Regions from separate parts of the Mus musculus genome. Here region 2 is linked to region 1. The links are chromatin loops, found by intact Hi-C in ENCODE. Cell type or tissue: left cerebral cortex. All regions are shown on one strand. Links, peaks and the distances in the headings refer to the core of each region. The heading gives the core; the rest is flanking DNA. Region 1 holds the start of Idnk (idnK gluconokinase homolog (E. coli)). Region 2 holds the start of Hnrnpk (heterogeneous nuclear ribonucleoprotein K).

Evidence for each region. Hi-C counts contacts between places; a loop is a spot of excess contacts. Peaks named below come from ENCODE experiments on the same cell type or tissue, not always from the same donor. Only the 100,000 strongest peaks of a DNase experiment are listed, where the experiment ranks them.
Region 2: a loop joins it to region 1, with 3 times the contacts of the local background. A loop is called at or near these places in 1 of 42 quality-filtered maps.

The regions. Positions count from the first base shown.
Region 1 is chr13:58,157,411-58,160,314 of GRCm38, forward strand. It overlaps Idnk (idnK gluconokinase homolog (E. coli)), which reads left to right and starts at 239. Exons shown (of 5, transcript NM_198004.3): 1 at 239-326; 2 at 2,467-2,497; 3 at 2,742-2,828. The coding sequence starts at 277. In left cerebral cortex, for the core only: CTCF peaks have their summits at 170 and 1,359 (motif pointing right); DNase peaks (open chromatin) are centred at 212, 729 and 1,347; H3K4me3 peaks cover 1,210 bases; H3K27ac peaks cover 597 bases.
Region 2 is chr13:58,400,441-58,403,344 of GRCm38, forward strand. It overlaps Hnrnpk (heterogeneous nuclear ribonucleoprotein K), which reads right to left and starts at 2,072. Exons shown (of 16, transcript NM_025279.3): 1 at 1,953-2,072. It overlaps Rmi1 (RecQ mediated genome instability 1), which reads left to right and starts at 2,157. Exons shown (of 3, transcript NM_028904.3): 1 at 2,157-2,349. In left cerebral cortex, for the core only: CTCF peaks have their summits at 1,397 and 2,032; DNase peaks (open chromatin) are centred at 1,148, 1,791 and 2,101; H3K4me3 peaks cover 2,482 bases; H3K27ac peaks cover 1,764 bases.

The DNA.
Region 1 (2,904 bases), core at 170-2,669:
AGGAGAGGAAAGAGAAGAGAGAGAGAGAGAGATCTCCCGGCCCACTCCGTGTCCTTTCACTGCTGTCTTTGTGAGTAAACTGTCTGTTTCTACCACTGTCCCTGCATCCCGGTGGCTTCCTTGCTTCAGGACATGATGACCTGCAAATGCCTGCAGATGTCCTCTGGCTGCAGCGCCCAGCGGTCAGCGCTGGAGATGCGGGGGCGTGTCCCGTGACGTCAGGAACTGGGAGGAACCTGCCCCGGAAGCGGGCGCTGAGGACCTGGGAGCACGGTCATGGAGGCACCCGGGGTGCTGCTGGTGATGGGTGTGAGCGGCTCCGGAAAGTAGGTCGTTGGGGGGACTGGGGGACGGGCGGATGGGAGCTGGGAGGCTGTGTGGGCCCTGAGCCCTGGGAGCCATGCCTTTGCGGCCCCTGCTGAGGACCCCTGCTGTCCTGCCCCGCTGGCAGCTGCTCCCCAGGGTCACCGCGGACCGTGGCTAGCGACCCTTCTCAGCCTTACAAACCTGGGCCTGGTGGCACCTCGCAGAACAGTGTGGGAGGGTGAGAACCCCAAACCAGGAGGCAAACGTCGCCCTGGGTCTTTGTACAAAGCTTTGCCTGGGTGCATGGTCTCCCTAGTAGGTGAGTGTCTGGATTCTTCCAAATAGATTTTGAAAAGTGAGAAACAAGCTTGATCGTGTGCCTGCTCAGGCTGGAATGTTAATATGAAAGTGCTGCTAAAACTCTGCAAAATGTGCATTTTCTTCTCAGCCCAGTGTTGGAAGGTTCAGAAGTAAGCAAGCAAGCGGTAGGCATTTGGTTTGATAGACGCCATCTAACTGCAAGGTTCTTTAAACTGAAAGTGAAACGGAACAGAGTAACTCGGTGGTGGAGTGTTTGATTGTCGTGCCGGGTGTGTGTGTGTGTGTGTGTGTGTGTGTGTGTGTTCATTCCCAGCACCACAGAGTGAACAAACAAACCCCAGAGGCGAAAACCCCGCTGTTGTACGACTCTACCCAGAAACCCTTTCACTTCTGTCCAGAACCACACAAAGCCCATAGTACGAGCTCAGATTGTCTTTGTGGTAGAGACTGGGGGATAAGCCTGAGAGCATCACCGGTGTTTGTTTTCTGATGGAGTGGCTGGACTGGGCTGATTTGGAAACAGTTCAGGGGCTGGGGAGTCGATAGAGGCGCTGAATGAGAACTCAGTTGAGTGACAGGTACTGCAGGGTGAAAAACTAAGGGGAACTCTACAGGAGAGATGGAGGAGGGTGTTGATGGCACGGGATCCATCTCTGCTCCTGTTGGTGTGTCTTGTGTCTATGGGGTTTTGGTCTGAGTACCACAAGGGTGCAGTGCACACGGTGGTCAGAAGAGGGCACCAGAGTACCTGCAATGGGAGTTCCATACAGATGGTTGCAAGCTGCCATCTGGATTCTGGGAACCAAATCCAGAGGCCCCGGAAGAGCAGCCAGTGGTCTAACTGCTGTGCTACCTTACCAGCATTGTGTGTATCTGGTAAGCTAGCAGTGCTTTGAGATTTTACGGGCCTCCGAACTTTACAGTGTGCTGGCATTTAAACTTTTTATTAAACCCCTCTCATTGGATGTATCAACCACACTTCAGGGCAGGTCCCATCCTGGGGAGTAGTTGGCCAACAAAAAAATAAACTCAGTAGTATTTAAAGGAAAAAAAAACTCTCTCTTGAATCTTTGATAAAAGCACAATTTTCTTCATTCATTCAGTGTTCTCTCTTAAAATATAAACATTTATGCAGTAGGGACTAAAACATTCTCTCATTATTTTTGGTTGGTTGGTTGGTTGGTTTGGTTTGGTTTTTCAAGACAGGGTTTCTCTGAGTAACAGAACCCTGGCTGTCCTGGACTCATATTGTAGACAAAGTTGGCCTTGAACTCAGAGATCCACTTGCCTCTGATTTCTAGTGCTGGGATTAAAGGCGTGCACCACCATACCTGGCTAGTTTTGGGTTTTTGAGTTAGCATCTCCGTGTGCTATCCAATAGTCTAGAACCAACTGTCCATTTCCCTGCCTCCACTTCTTATATCTACCACAGAGCTACAAAACATTATTGAGAAAAAAACCTTTACCTGGTGTTTGTGTGTGTGTGTGTGGAATTATTTTTTAAGACAGTGTCTACATAAGACAGCCTGTGTGGGCTAGAGATCTCCTTAGAGAGATCCTCCTGCCTTTGCCTCCAAGTGTTGGGATCTCAGGTATGTGCTACCACCCCTAGCTCAGAGTTTTAGTTAGATATGATACATTGCTTTCTGGCTAATACACCTTCACCAGTATTCCTAAGGACAGTGAAGACCGTCTCTAGACTCCATGGCTAAGGGCATGTCTGCTTTGCGACCATGAAGGAGCCTGAATCTCAGCTGTGCATCTCTCAGGCACTCTTTCAGAACAGCTGGCACTCATATGTGTTAGGCAGAAATAACAATGTCTGTATTCTCTCCACAGATCCACTGTGGGTGCGCTGCTGGCCTCCAAGGTAACTCTCCTTGCCCACTGTGTTCTTGTCCACGGCTTCCTCCCTTTCTTCTGGCCTATGTTTGTGCAGATACCTCAACATGGTCATCCAGGTTTCTTCCTGGTAGTGGTAAATCAGAGCTATCAGTGAGAGAGGGGCAGCCCCAGACCAGTGGTGTCTACACCTGCCTGCCAGGAAGCTCCTGGTGGCTGTCACAGGGGCCATCATGCTGACGCTACGTCTATCTTTCCTTTTGTTCCTAAAGCTGGGATGGAAATTCTATGATGCCGATGATTACCACTCCGAGGAGAATCGGATAAAGATGGCGAAAGGGGTACCACTGAGCGACCAGGTAACATCGGCCACGGGTGTCCAGTATTGCTGTAAGACGCCTCCACATCCGTTAGCCTAGAATCTGAACCTCCTCC
Region 2 (2,904 bases), core at 1-2,500, 240 kb after region 1:
CTAGTACATTGGCTTATCAGAAAGCAAACACTCTTTTGCTTAAAATCTTCCAAAAAAAAAAAAAAAAAAAAAGGATTCTGCTTCCAGCACACACAAGTGACATCCTAGTGCTACAGTAGTATATAAAAACAAGGTCTGATTCGAGGAAACTAAAATATTCCTAAAAGTGAACTGTTTTTAAAAACTATAATTGAGGAGAGACAGGCATAATGGACTTCTTTTAGACTAGATTGTCTCAATGAAGCACACCCTAACCACCTCCACCACCAGAGCCTTGCGCCCCCCCCCCCCGCAAGGGGTGTGGGGGACCAGTAATTCCGTCCTCAGCAACTTGCTTCATTTCATTACAACGGAAAAACTAGTCGACATATAATTTTGTTCACGAGACTAATTCTTGAAAAGACCACGTCTTATCACAAAACTAGTGTTATAGTAGGGCTAGTAGTAATTTTTTCCCCGCCTTTGGTCGTGACTGACAACACTAATCAATGAAATCTGCCAACTTTAAAAAACTTAGCGGCAAATACAAGGTACATTGAACTTTCAGACACAGAAATCTAAAGAACCAGATGGAAACGACCACCATTATTCAGCAAAGCCACGGAATCTTTAATCACCAACACCATTATTTTAGGCAACGTAAAAAAGGCTATTTCCCAACAATTTTACCTCTAACCCAACTCTCCAAGACTGCAACCAAACCATCACAACTGGTCCAGTTAACTCGTAGTCCTACCAAAGCCAAGGACCAACACAGGATCTTAAAGTCGAGGCATCACCCTCATGCCTTCTCCTATTCCAAAACGCCGGCAGCAAATGACGATCCCTCTGGGGACCACTTTAAATGCAGAGATCGGCCGGCCACTCCGCTAAACCCCCGGCCGCGGGGGTAAATGGATTCAGGCAAATCAGCCGGGTCTACGCACACAAACAGGCCCAGCCAGCCCTCTCGTCCCGCGGCCGCTGTTCCCACAGCGCGCTGGTGTTAACAGGTCCGCCGAGCGAGACCGACCGCGCGCGCTCGCCTCCCGCCCACGGGCCGGGCCTGGAAGCAGCGGCCAGCGACCGTCGCCGAGCGGCGAGCCTCTCCTCACCCGGATCCGACAGGAAATGGCGGCCCGCGTAATGGCGACTACGTGCGACTAGGCGGAGTCGCGCGAGACCCCCCTCCCCCACCCAGCACGCGGGCTCGCGAGCGCCCGTCCCCCGCACCTCCCCCACCACCCGAGACAAAGCCGCCGCGGCCGCCCCATCGGCCCCGCCGCGCAGCACCCCCCACCCCGGAGGTGGGGTGAGGAGGGAGGCCCACGCCGTGGAGGGACAAAGGGCGGCCGGGGCGCACACACACACACCACACCCGCGAGTCCACCGGACGGCCCGGCGCTCCCTCCACACGGGGCGCCCGCGTCGCAAACCCACAGGCCTCTCCTTCCCGGGTCCCTCAAGCCACCTAGCGCCGGCACGCCAACCGCAGGGGCACGCTCGGGGAAATGGCGGCGGTGGGGGGAGGGGAACCCGGGCAACGTTCCCCGGCGGGCCACGGCCGCCCCGAACGCCACCCCGGACAGCCGACTACGGCGTCCGACCCCGCTCCAGCCAGCGCGACCCGCCCGTCCCGCTCACCGCGCGAGTCCGCCGTTGCCTCCCGGCCGCGCCGCCTCCGACGGTCGGTCACTGCTAGACAGAGAACGAGGACAAACCCCCTCCCACTTCAGCGTCGCGCCCCATTGGCTGCCCAGGCTTCGGCGGTGGTGCGAGCGCGAAGCGATTGGCCCGTGGCCGCGTCAATTACGGCGCCGAGAACCCCGCCTTCCGCCGGCGACTCCCTTTGGGCTGGAAGGCCGCGGGCCTGAGAAAACTCGGGCATGGGGATAGCCCAAGCCGCCATCCCGGGGCGCCAACCCGCTCCGGGGACTCGCTACCCCGAAGCCCTAGCCCACCCAGATACCTACAGGCCGCAATCGAGTGGGAGACGAGCACGACGGCGACGTCCGTGCAGCGGAGAAGCAGAGGATAATGGCGTCTGCAGCGCTGTCGCCTGTAGCGCCCTCCTCCTTTCTCGTTCGCGCACTCTGTGGTGAGGGGGAGGGGAGTAGTGACAGACCTCTCGCGAGACTTCAGCGGCGCTGCTCACGTGTGCCGGGAGGGGCGACTGCGGGGGGATTTTCGAGCCCCGAGGGAGTTTGGCGCGATTGGAGGAGGGACGGTCGCCCCGTGAGCGCCCGATTGGGCGGGAAGAAGTGAAAGAGGGAAAAGAGAACCCAGCTGGGAACGGGAGAGGGAGAGCGGCGCGCGGCCCTGGGATCACGCTGCGGTGCGAGGCGAGGCGAGGCGAGGCGGGAAGGCCAGGTCGGTCGGTGCTCCGCCCGGGTTCCGCAGCTACCCGTTGTCGCGTCTCGCTCGCCCCCTCCCTCCCCGGCGCTGCGGGCTCTGCGCCCCCTCCGCGGCGCCCGGGAAACCCGCTGTGCTAACGGCTCCCCCGGCGGGGAGGGCGGGGGAGGGCTGGAAGCGGCGCCCGCTCCCAGGGAGCCCGGGGCTTACTTCCGTGTTGGGCCGGTGCGATGCAGACCCCCCGGGAACGCCGCGTAGGGAATGCCCGCGCGTCCGTGCTGCAGCGCTCCCTGGGACCCTCCCTGAGAAAGCTCGCAGGCACACTGCCCCGCCATGGCTGCCCCACCAGGGGAAGGGAGGGTCACTGCGGGTGCTCGCCTCGCTCCTCATCCTCACAGCAGAGCTCCACGGTCCCCAGACTCTGGCTGATGTCCGGATGTCAGCCTGTAGGGGTGACCTCCAGTTAGCGAGGCGTGTGTGCGAGCGCACCCTGTCCTACCTTTCCCTCGAATAATCCCAAAATGTGCACACCGGCCAGCACCCTGTAAATCGCTCCGTTACAGAGCGGTCGAG